Linked DNA regions of Homo sapiens: all the other regions are linked to region 2. Evidence: chromatin contacts called from ENCODE Hi-C or POLR2A ChIA-PET data. All regions are on one chromosome and are shown on one strand. Each heading gives the region's core, a stretch centred on a gene start or an enhancer-like site at or near the end of the contact. The rest is flanking DNA. Distances are from core to core; before and after follow the strand shown. Region 1 holds the start of ARL8B (ARF like GTPase 8B). Region 2 has its middle 80 kb from the start of MIR4790. Region 3 overlaps EDEM1 (ER degradation enhancing alpha-mannosidase like protein 1).

Evidence for each region. A loop is a pair of places that touch in the nucleus more often than their neighbours do. ChIA-PET counts read pairs that join two places held with the same protein, here RNA polymerase II (POLR2A). Pooled maps may share reads with other maps.
Region 1: a loop to region 2 is called in a pooled map, with 8 times the contacts of the local background. The contact joins the promoter of ARL8B here to the enhancer-like site in region 2. A Hi-C loop is called at or near these places in 6 of 50 pooled maps. POLR2A ChIA-PET finds 5 or more read pairs at or near these places in 3 of 52 experiments (H1, HEK293T and activated CD4-positive, alpha-beta T cell).
Region 3: a pooled map shows a loop between it and region 2 (6-fold over the local background). The contact joins two enhancer-like sites. A Hi-C loop is called at or near these places in 7 of 50 pooled maps. POLR2A ChIA-PET finds 5 or more read pairs at or near these places in 3 of 52 experiments (OCI-LY7, activated CD4-positive, alpha-beta T cell and activated naive CD4-positive, alpha-beta T cell).

Annotation. Positions count from the first base shown.
Region 1 is chr3:5,119,970-5,123,978 of GRCh38, reverse strand. It overlaps ARL8B (ARF like GTPase 8B), which reads right to left and starts at 1,687. Exons shown (of 7, transcript NM_018184.3): 1 at 1,391-1,687. The coding sequence starts at 1,513. LOC124906212 (a long non-coding RNA gene) reads right to left here and starts at 920. Exons shown (of 2, transcript XR_007095800.1): 1 at 263-920. RefSeq lists a silencer at 1,622-1,881.
Region 2 is chr3:5,328,670-5,332,700 of GRCh38, reverse strand. It overlaps the pseudogene LOC124906205. Among named protein-coding and RNA genes, the nearest start is that of MIR4790, 80 kb to the right of the region's middle. RefSeq lists an enhancer at 1,326-2,525. Within about 2 kb of position 2,145, at least 2 of the 41 ENCODE cell types and tissues checked have a DNase peak (open chromatin) inside an H3K27ac peak, as active enhancers do.
Region 3 is chr3:5,195,108-5,199,004 of GRCh38, reverse strand. It overlaps EDEM1 (ER degradation enhancing alpha-mannosidase like protein 1), which reads right to left. Exons shown (of 12, transcript NM_014674.3): 2 at 3,724-3,796. Among named protein-coding and RNA genes, the nearest start is that of EDEM1, 9.3 kb to the right of the region's middle. RefSeq lists an enhancer at 1,174-1,353. Within about 2 kb of position 2,209, at least 15 of the 41 ENCODE cell types and tissues checked have a DNase peak (open chromatin) inside an H3K27ac peak, as active enhancers do.

The DNA.
Region 1 (4,009 bases), core at 438-2,937, 210 kb after region 2:
TCGCTTGAACCTGGGAGGTGGAGGTTGCAGTGAGCTGAGATCTCGCCACTGCACTCCAGCCTGGGGGACAAAGCGAGACTCCGTCTCAAGAAAAAAAATTAATAATAATACTACTAGAAAAGGAGCCGAACAACAAGCAGGTAAATCTTCCTTATATACATCATTCTTCAAAGGACTTTGGGGTTTCTGCTAATCTCTTTTTCTCCAAGACTTACTCATTCCTGTTGCTTTATTAGTGCAAGGACTAAGAATCACAAGTTACCTATTTTCTCAAACATGAAAGCTGTGTTTGAATCATCTTGTGTAACCTAACCAGTCGGACAGCTAATCTTCAGGATTTCAACAGTCATCGAAAAGGTGGAAGAACTGCTGCCATCTCTCTTCAGAACAGTTCTAAAACTCCCCTGGCGTGTACAAGCCACTACCAGCTAAAACTGAGTCACAACAACTCTTGGGCTCTAAATAAAGATCGAGGCGAAATCTTTCACTCCTATTTATTTCCCAACCAACCAAACAAGCAAAACGAAACAATCACCTTTCTACTCAATCATTGCTGAACAAACACCACATTCTATGTAAGTCCTCAGTGCAATTTTCCTTCCACCCATTCCCTAGGCCTGCTAAGCTATGTTCCTGCCCAGTACCTTCTTTTCTCTTCAAGTGAAAAACACCATTTAAAGACCAACTCCTCTTTCGCAGGGTAGTTAACTTTATGCTAACTGCAGATCCATCTTATCTAGTCGCTTAAGACAATTAACTCTTAGCTTAATAAATACTATGTATTGTGGGCTAGCTGGAGCTCAGCAATGAGCTTGGTCTCCGCGCCTGGGGGACGGGTGAAAACAAGTAACTGAATTAGATGGGACCAGCGGCCCACAGAATTCAGGAAGGCGCTCACACTGGTCTCCCGCTTTCACAATGGGTCTATTGGTCCAAAGTGGCAACTTAAGAGAGGCTCTTAATGCTTACGCTTTCTCGTACGGCTGACGGATTTGCCAAATCCCACCCTTTGGGAAAGTGACAGACTGGACTTAACTCTTTGGCTGCCCCTACTGGGCAAACCCAAGGGAAACCCCAATCCCCAAGCGCTTTAAAAATGTGACGAGTTCAATTTAACTCTTTCCGAGCCCCCGCGGCGTTGAGGACACAGCCCTTGGAAAATGTCTACACTGACTTAACCCTTCCGCTGCCGATCTCAGTGCTACTCCCCGCGCCGCCAACACGCGGGAAATTCCAAATGCTGGCCCTCGGGAGATGACAGGCCCAGCTTCGCACGCCCCCCGCCATCAGTCCCATCGCGCCGAGGGGGGCCCCAACTCAGGCCTTGGAGAAGCGCCGGGCCGGACTCCTGGCTGCGGAGCCCCGGGCGAGTGAGTGGGCGGGCGCTCACCGCGATGACATTGACGAAGGTGGTCTTGCCCGAGTACTGCAGCCCCACGAGCGTCAGCTCCATCTCTTCCTTCCAGAAGAGCGAACGGAACCAGTCCAGCAGGCGGGAGATGAGCGCCAGCATGATGGCGGCCGGGAGCGAGAACGGACGGGAGGACGGACGAGCGGCGGCGTCGACGACTTCCACACGAGCGGGCCTCCGCCCGGACCCTCCAACGGCTCCTTGGTGCCCCGGCGCGACACGGGCGGACACCGGCGGGCGGCAGCAGCCAGACCCAGGAAGCCGAGCGGATCATATGACTCGCCCTACCCCCCACGCCCGTCCCGGCGCCGCCGTCGGCACCCACGGCAAGAGCGGCGCGGCCAATCCGGCCAGGCCCGCCCGCCGCTGGCATCGCCACCTGGTGGGCATGCTCCGCAGCACAGCGTACCCTCGGGCCCCCTTGAGGCTTTCTCTACATTCATTCATTGTTGGTTCATTCGTCATTCATCCACTTATACATTCGTTAATTCATTCATTCATTTTTTGCTATAATTGTTCATTAACAATCTGCAGGAAGACTTCAAGACTCTGGAAGAGTTGGCGTGGAATAAAAATTCCTGTCCTACATTTTTGGTAGTAGCAAAAGATAGTGTTAACTTAAAAATGACACCGTTTATAAATTTAGAAAGGAGAGCATTATTTCTTAAGAAGGGGATTATAAGCTGTAGGCAGGACGTGCAGCCTCGGGCCAAAAAAAACAAAAGTAAGCACTTTGAGAGAGGGAAGGGTGCAACAAGAATTTATATTGAGGAGTTGGCCAAGTAAACATATTTAACTTATGGAAGGAGCTATTAATATGTATGAAGGTGGTCTTACACACATAGTGAACAAATCTGTATGTTGCATATGACCTATGTTCATTTGGGGTGGCGACTTAACATTTAAATGTATTATAATCAGGCAGGGCGCGGTGGCTCATGCCTGTAATCCCAGCACTTTGGGAGGCAAAGGTGGGCAGATCACCTGAGGTCAGGAGTTTGAGACCAGCCTGACCAACATGGTGAAGCCCCATCTCTACTAAAAATACAAAATTAGCCGAACGTGGTGGCATGCACCTGTAGCCTCAGCTGCTTGGGAAGCCGAGGTGGGAGAATTGTGTGAACCCAGGAGGCGAAGGTTGCAGTGAGCTGAGATCATGCCACTGCACTTCAGCCTGGGTGATAGAGTGAGACCCTCGTCTCAAAAAACAACAATTAAAAAATAAATAAAGTAAAAGTATTATAATCAGGCCCTCCACATCAGAAAGTGAATCAGGGACGGGAAAGGTATTGAAGTGCTTGGCCTCTGTAAAACCAGCCAGAACTGGGCTGGGCGCGGTGGCTCACAGCCTGTAATCCAAACACTTTGAGAGGCTGAGGCAGGTGGATCAGGAGGTCAGGAGTTTGAGACCAGCCTGGCCAACAAGGTGAAACCCCGTCTCTACTAAAGATACAAAAAATTAGCCCAGGCCGGGTGCAGTGGCTCATGCCTGTAATCCCAGCACTTTGGGAGGTCAAGGCGGGCAGATCACCTCAGGTTGGGAGTTCAAGACCAGCCCGACCAACATGGTGAAACCCCGTCTCTACTAAAAATACAAAAATTAGCGGGACATGGTGGCACGCGCCTGTAATCCCAGCTATGCTGGAGGCTGAGGCAGGAGAATCGCTTGACTCCGGGAGGCAGAGGTTGCAGTGACCGAGGTCATGCCACTGCACGCCAGCCTGGGTGACAGAGCGAGACTTCATCTCAAAAAAAAAAAAAAGAAAGAAAGAAAAGAAAAAGCCAGCCAGAACCAATGCATGGATGCATGGTTAGTTGTCTCTTAACAGGAGAAAGTTACAGAAATCAGTCTCTTGTCTAATCAAAGCCATAGTTAGGCTTGTGGAACAGGTCAGTTAGCCTGCATCTGGCAGAGAGTTGTAACTGTTTTAATTGTGTTTATCTCCAGGCCAGTGCTGGTTTAGCTGGTAGAGAAAAAGAGAAACCTTGCACTTAGTCATTTAACTCTTGCCTAGTATGGCCTTAGGTCCTGTTTATAATTTGGTATCTAATTGTCACAAAGAGTCTGTTCTGTCAGTCTTGTGATCTCTATTTTAACGTTAATGTTGGTCGTTTGTTGTTTCTTTCTTTTTTTTTTTTTTTTTTTTGAGACGGAGTCTCGCTCTGTCGCCCAGGCTGGAGTGCAGTGATGCGATCTCGGCTCACTGCAAGCTCCGCCTCCCGGGTTCACACCATTCTCCTGCCTCAGCCTCCCGAGTAGTTGGGACTACAGGCGTCCGCCACCACGCCCGGCTAATTTTTTGTATTTTTAGTAGAGACGGGGTTTCACCCTGCTAGCCAGGATGGTCTCGATCTCCTGACCTCGTGATCCGCTCGCCTACGGCCTCCCAAAGTGCTGGGATTACAGGCTTGAGCCACCGCGCCCGGCCGGTCGTTTGTTGTTTCTAAACGACATAAGGGAGGAGGTATAACCAGGTGTGACTGACTTCCCATCTTGTGGAGGGAAGGAACTCAGTTTTTAAGACTTTCCTAGGATAGGCCGGGCGCGGTGGCTCACGCCTGTAATCCCAGCACTTTGGGAGGCCGAGGTGGGCGGAT
Region 2 (4,031 bases), core at 896-3,395:
CTTATAAGTAGTACTAAGGAGTCAGTTCCCACAATAACAGTTTTGGATGCAGACTGCTGATATTTTCTCAGTCTTATGTAAACTTGAGCAAACTTAGTTTTTTTTTAAATTGTGGTAAAGTTCACATAACATAAAACTTGCCACCTTAACCATTTGTAAGCGTACAGTTCAGTGGCATTAAGCATATTCATATTGTTGTGCAACCAGCACTACTATTCACCTCCAGAGCTCTTCATCTTGCAGAACTGAAACTCTGTGCCTGTAAAGCAATAACTCTCATTCCTCCCTCTCCACCTGCAGGCCCTGGCAACATCTTATCAATTTTTAACATTAACTCTCACCATGCAAAATCAGATTTTAAAAGTCAATTTCTTCTAACCAACTTTCCTACCAGATTTCCACCCCTGAGCCCATTTGATGTAGAGATTCTGGAACCACCGCTGATATTGGATATTTTATCTAATTTTTATCTTTTTTCTCTGTGTAATGTAAGCTCCCTGCAAACAGGAACCTTTTTTCCTACCTGAACAGCAAACATCTGGCACAGGCTAACACAGAGTGGGTGCTCCACAAATATTAAGTTAGTAAACAAATAAGTGAATAAATGACTGTGTTCTTAGTTGGGTTAGACTTTGAGCTACCTCCCAGCAGCTTTGGATAAGTAAAGATGAAAAAGAATTTCAGCTCATGGCAACAGCAGAAAGCAGGAATTCCTTGAAAGCCTGGGTAGTGTCTAAATTGTATCAGCAGCTCCAAGTACTATCAATAGCAGATAAAGAAAGAAAGGAAGTAAAGAGGAGAAGAAGGGGGCAGGCAGGTAGGAATTCAGGTAGAAGGGAGAATGAGAATGTAATTTCCACAGAGAATATGCAACTGGGAGTCCTGGACAGAAAGGACTAAGGAATTAGGTAGTTAGATGGTTAAAGATCCAGTACTGTAGGTCATGTGAACCTCCTGGTTCCTGACCAGGGAATGTAATGATGCCAGCAGGTGTATAAGGAAAATGATGTGTTGCACCGCTTGCAAAAACTTTATTTCAAAACGTCAGCAACACTGGAGTCAAATGTTAACATTTCCATGGCAGAAGCCTCATCATAACCAATCTTCACAAATAGTGGAGGTGGTATGGTTTGGCTCTGTGTCTCCACCCAAATCTCATCTCAAACTGTAATTCCCACGTGTCGAGGGAGGGACCTGGAGGGAGGCGATTGGATCACTGGGGCAGCTTCCCCCATGCTGTTCCCGTGATGGTGAGGGAATTCTCAGGAGATCTGACGGTTTATAAGTGTTTGGCAGTTCCTCCTTCCCACTCTCTCTGTCCGGCCGTCTTGTAAAGAAGGTGCCTGCGGCCGGGAGCGGTGGCTCACGCTTGTGATCCCAGCACTTAGGGAGGCCGGGGTGGGCGGATCACGAGGTCAGGAGATCGAGACCACCCTGGCTAACACGGTGAAATCCCATCTCTACTAAAAATACAAAAAATTAGCTGGGCGTGGCGGTGTGCGCCTGTAGTCCCAGCTACTCGGAAGGTTGAGGCAGGAGAATGGCGGGAACCCGGGAGGCGGAGCTTGGAGTGAGCCGAGATCGCGCCACCGCACTCCAGCCTGGGCGACAGAGCGAGACTCCGTCAAAAAAAAAAAAAAGAAGGTGCCTGCTTCCCCTTCAAGTTTCTCCATGATTGTAAGTTTCCTGAGGCCTCCCCAGCTATGTGGAACTGTAAGTCAATTAAACCTCTCTCCTTTATACATTACCCAGTCTCAGGAAGTTTTGTCTCAGGAAGTTCTTTACAGCAATGTGAAAATGGACTGATACAGGAGGGGAACAAAAAGTACCTGCACCAGGATATCCAGTGTGACTGACCTTTCCTACCCAAGACGAAGCAATAGAAAGAATGTCCCATGGAGCCGGCTTCTGGTTCAGTCCTCTTGTGATCTCTACTCTTGTCTCCAGCCAATGTCTCTGTGACCCTTGGCTCTGACCAGGTAGAGGAGATACTGAGCAACAGTGGGTGGGGATCGGGGGGAGACTGTATATGTTCCTGCCCAGGAGTGATCATTCATGAAGGATGTGACTCACCAACCAGCTTTGATCGTGATTTTGTGCATCAGGTCCCCAGAAATCCTGACTCATTCACTGAGCCATAAGGAGATTGTTTTAAAGCAGTTGAAGTCTCACAGCAAGTTTATACAAACAGAAGTGGGTTAGGCGTGGGACTCGCTGATGTAAATTGGACTTACTCATTGATTCACATAGTCTTCTCTCATAATGGATCCTATATGTAATTTTACCCAGAAGTGTTTGTTGTTCCTGCTGAGGTTAATAAACCTTCGTTGAAAACTTACTGTGTGTAGCTGATCCTGTTAGGCGATTGGGTTGGATAACTATACAGAGATGCTCTAAGTTATTGAGGAATTCGCAATCCAGTGGGGCAAAGTCAACTCAGTTCAGCCAGGATTTATTAGAAAGATGGTATTGGAAAGGAATGTGGAAACGAACTAGTCCCATCTACTCATTTTGCAAATTAGAAATTGATTGGCTGAGGTTAAATGAAGGAAACTCACATATAATTAGATGAGCTGACTCCCAGGGAAAGGGGTCTTTGAAGCCTGATTGTCATTGAGCTATATACTAGGGAAGGAGGGGTGGGGTGAAACAAAGGCCCCTGCTGTCACTGAGCCTGAAGAACTTTTAAAGAGACGACACTGACTTTTTAATGATCCCCATTCTAACTGGTGTGAGATGGTATCTCATTGTGGTTTTGATTTGCATTTCTCTGATGGCCAGTGATGATGAGCATTTTTTCATGTGTCTGTTGGCTGCATAAATGACTTCTTTTGAGAAGTGTCTGTTCATATCCTTCGCCCACTTGCTGATGGGGTTGTTTGTTTTTTTCTTGTAAATTTGTTTGAGTTCATTGTAGATTCTGGATATTAGCCCTTTGTCAGATGAGTAGATTGCAAACATTTTCTCCCATTCTCTAGGTTGCCTGTTCACTCTGATGGTAGTTTCTTTTGCTGTGCAGAAGCTCTTTAGTTTAATTAGATCCCATTTGTCAATTTTGGCTTTTGTTGCCATTGCTTTTGGTGTTTTAGACATGAAGTCCTTGCCCATGCCTATGTCCTGAATGGTATTGCCTAGGTTTTCTTCTAGGGTTTTTATGGTTATAGGTCTAACATTTAAGTCTTTAATCCATCTTGAATTAATTTTTGTATGAGGTGTAAGGAAGGGATCCAGTTTCAGCTTTCTACATATGGCTAGCCAGTTTTCCCAGCACCATTTATTAAATAGGGAATCCTTTCCCCATTTCTTGTTTTTGTCAGGTTTGTCAAAGATCAGATGGTTGTAGATGTGTGGTATTATTTCTGAGGGCTCTGTTCTGTTCCGTTGGTCTATATCTCTGTTTTGGTACCAGTACCATGTTGTTTTGGTTACTGTAGCCTTGTAGTATAGTTTGAAGTCAGGTAGCATGATGCCTCCAGCTTTGTTCTTTTGGCTTAGGATTGTCATGGCAATGTGGGCTCTTTTTTAGTTCCATATGAACTTTAAAGTAGTTTTTTCCAATTCTGTGAAGAAAGTAATTGGTAGCTTGATGGGGCTAGCATTGAATCTATAAATTACCTTGGGCAGTATGGCCATTTTCACCATATTGATTCTTCCTATCCATGAGCATGGAATGTTCTTCCATTTGTTTGTGTCCTCTTTTATTTCATTGAGCAGTGGTTTGTAGTTCTCCTTGAAGAGATCCTTCATGTCCCTTATAAGTTGGATTCCTAGGTATTGTATTCTCTTTGAAGCAATTGTGAATGGGAGTTCACTCATAATTTGGCTCTCTGTTTGTCTGTTATTGGTGTATAGAAAAGCTTGTGATTTTTGCACATTGATTTTGTATCCTGAGACTTTGCTAAAGTTGCTTATCAGCTTAAGGAGAGTTGGAGCTGAGATGATGGGGTTTTCTAAATATACAATTACATCATCTGCAAACAGAGACAATTTGACTTCCTCTTTTCCTAATTGAATACCCTCTATTTCTTTCT
Region 3 (3,897 bases), core at 960-3,459, 130 kb after region 2:
GTCCTTTTTAAAAAGTGATCTAGAATTATGATTCCTATTTTGGGTATGTAGATACGACGTCACACTAAGCCACTCTCTCCTATGTGAAGCACAGTTGGGCATCAAACTTTATAGATTAACCTGAATCAAAATTATTTCATTCCACTCTAAATTTTATGACAACCCTGAGACTATAATGACATCATAAGGACATACTGTGATAGAAAAATAAATTTCTGGGACCCCAAAATCACTAAGCCAAAGGGAAAAGTCAAGCTAGGAACTGCATCAGGCAAACCTGCCTCCCATTTTATTCCTAAATAAGATAGCTACAAAGATTCAAAAAAAAAAAAAAAAAAAAAAGCTATATACGTCCCTTACAATTTACCTACAAGGAAATTCCTTGTGGGCCTCAAGATCTTCCCCTCAAAACAATTCTGCTGAATTTCACCCAGGCAATGTAAATTGACAGTTTATCTTCACAGGTACAAACAAAGGACAGAACTCAGTCATCCCTCTGCTCACCTAAGAAAAATGCATATCTGATTGCTTCCTCTGCCCTACTGTTTATGTAAAACTGCAGATTCACTAAGCCAGACAAAGGCATAAGTGACTATTCCTCTACCTTTGTCACAGGTAAACTGTATATTCCGTGAAAGGCTAATCAGAGAGTCAACCGGCTGGACACGGTGGCTCAGGTCTGTAAGCCCATACTTAGGGAGGCCAAAGCGAGCGGATCACTTCAGGCCAAGAGTTCAAAACCAGCCTGGCCAACATGGCAAAACCTTGTCTCTACTAAAAATACAAAAAATTAGCCAGGCGTGGTGGCGCATGCCTGTAATCCCAGCTACTCGGGAGGCTGAGGCACAAGAACTGCTTGAACCCCTGGGAAGGTGGAGGGTGCAGTGAGCCGAGATCTCACCACTGCACTCCAGCCTGGGCAACACAGCAAGACTCTGTCTCAAAAAAAAAAGACAAAAAAAATGTAACCATTTGTCTTTTATCTGCCTGTGACTTGGAAGTGCCCCCTCACCCCACCCCCAGCACTTCAAGTTGTCTCACTTTTCTGGACTGAACCAATGTACATCTTACACATACTGATTGATGTCTCATGTCTCCCTACAATGTATAAAACCAAGCTGTGCCTAACTACATTTTTTCCACCTCATCGTTATTTTGCTGTAACCTACAGAGTAAGTACAGACATTTCTAGCTTTCAGTTCTTTCTTTTTAGAAGATGATGCAATAATGCTGCAAGTTGCATCCAATGGTCAGGGGACTGCTATCTTCACAGTGTTTCCCTAGCACATCTGTTAAAGCCTGTTTAAATGTTAGCAAAAGAAAAGGAAAACTTCAACAGAAGTAACACCTGAAAAATAAGCCTGAAGCACTAAAGGCCGGATATTCTACAATGAAAACCACAGAGATGAGTCTGTTTCCTTACAGATGTTTACCAGCAACAATATCTGGTGAAGCTGCAGGTGCTGACAGGAGCTCAAATCAAGTGAGGAAGGTGAAGGAAGTCAACAGCTCTTACTTATTGTAGTTTATCATTATGGTCAGATAGCTATAGAATCCTGAGTGACTATGTTCTGAAATCACACTAATGTTTGAAAATGGCTGAATGGGACAGAGGAGCTAAATGGGTTTGTTTGTTTGACTGTAGGACTTCTCAGAGTCTTTAAAATGCTGATGGGCACTGTGGCTCTCTAATAGTGGGACCAGACATACGGAATTTCTCAAGTTCATTTAGAAACAGAACTCTTCTTTCAGGGAGTAAGTATCTTTGGAATCTGTGTTGGGAAATGCTTCATTAGTCAGAATTCATTTTTTGAACAAACATTTGCACTGCTACTGTGCACCAGACACCATTAAGTGTGGGGGAGAGTATGGTGAACAACAGAATAGCAGGCAAGATGGAGGGATAAAAAAACAAAATGGGGAAAAAAAAAAAAAAAAAAGCCAGCTACTCGGGAGGCTGAGGCAGGCGAATCACTCGAACCCAGGAGCTGAAGGTTGAAGTGAGCCAAGATCACGCCACAGCACTCCAGCCTGGCGGCAGAGCGAGACTCTCTCAAAAAAAAAAAAAAGAAAAGAAAAGAAAAGAAAAGACGACGACGATGACAAAGCTCTCAGGGACAAGGAGTAGGCTTTCATGAGCTATACATTGAGTCTTAGGACGTTTCCTTTAAGCAACACTTGTAGGCTGAGTCAGCCTCTGGTATCATCAACAAATTAGCTCTAAGGTCGAACATACTTGTCTGGGCACATTTTGATCAGTGATGGTAAATGACTGAAACAGAGCAGCAATAACTTCAGAAGGAGATATTGGGAAACTAAGTTGCTTTGTAATTTAAATTATACTAAATCAGTACCCCAGATTTCCTATTAGACCAAGGGCCTAGTCCTATTTCTACTACTTATTTATAAAATGAGGACGTAGAATGATCTCTCAAGCTCTTTCCAAGTTCTGGTAATTCTACTACTAGCAAGATACTAGACAATCATAATGCAAACTTGGCTAGCACATTACCCAATTCTTGTGTGTGTGTGTGTGTGTGTGTCTCCAGAGATGGAGTCTCACTCTGTTGCCCAGGCTACAGTGCAGTGGCGCAATCTCAGCTGACTGCAACCTCTGACTCCTGGGTTCAAGCATTTCTCCTGCCTCAGCCTCTTGAAGAGCTGGGACCACAGGCGCCCGCCACCATGCCCAGCTAATTTTTGTACTTTTAGTAGAGAAGGGGTTTCACCATGTTGGTCAGGCTGGTCTCAAACTCCTGACCTCAGCTGATCCTCCCACCTCAACCGCCCTAAGTGCTGGGATTACAGGCGTGAGCCACTGCGCCCGGCCCCAATTCTATCTCCTAACAGACAGCTTTAAACTCTTCTATGGCATGTTAAAAGAAACAAGAATAAATAAAAGTACAACATTTGGGCTAGACTGCAATAAGATATTTCTCATGGTAAAGACTTGCTGGACAATGAAGGAAAGCAAAGAGGTTGTAAAAATCACCTTAACTAAGAAGATTTTAAAACAACACTATGCTGGAATACAGTCCCCTGGAAACTGCTTTAATGGCAAAAGGTGAAGCAGATGAAGCACACAGACATGGCACCATGTACTGAGTGCCACACTGCCTTCAAGGTGCTTCTGCATATCTGCTCAAAGGCCTCTAGTTCTCCAGAGTCAATGAGCAAAACCACAGGATGAGGCAGTAATGCCAGCACCCACGTTGGCAGCTCAGGCATGGAGTGTCCACAAAACAGGAAGTGGCAAATAAAAGAGAAGGGTTTCTAGGGAGCCCCACATAAGGATGGGCGCTAGGGCTCCAACTTGCTCCTGGGGGAGCCAGTGGCTAGATGACATTTCAGGGTACCTGCCAACCCTTAGATCTTCTCTCTTTTACTCCTGGAATAGCAACGACTATAATTATCAATATTAATGAGCTTCATTATGGGTTCTTTTAGGGAATAAGATAGAAACTGGTTAAAAAAAAATAGGTTCCCTAAAATCAATCGTACATTCCTTCTCCTTTTTTTAATGGAATCACATTTCCCCTCATTTAACCTTCAACACTTTTCTTGTTCTCCCCATTAAGGTCATTAAAATAAATAACAGTTATCAAAGCTAATGATACATTTTGACTTATCAGGCTCCCTGGAATTCCCACTGCTGGAGGGAACTAGGGATAATCAACTCTAAAACATCTTAATTCATTTTTTTAAAAAAAGGTGAACACTTACTGCAAGTGTATCCAATGCATCAACAAGAGTCAATGAGTAGTTCCCTAGTACATCATTGATGTTCAGATTTGAACTGAAAAAGAAAATTAAAATTCAACAAAAAGACTTTATTTCAAAAGAGAAGACAATAAAAGTAAACACCCATCAGAAACTATAATTGCCAGCAACTCTTAT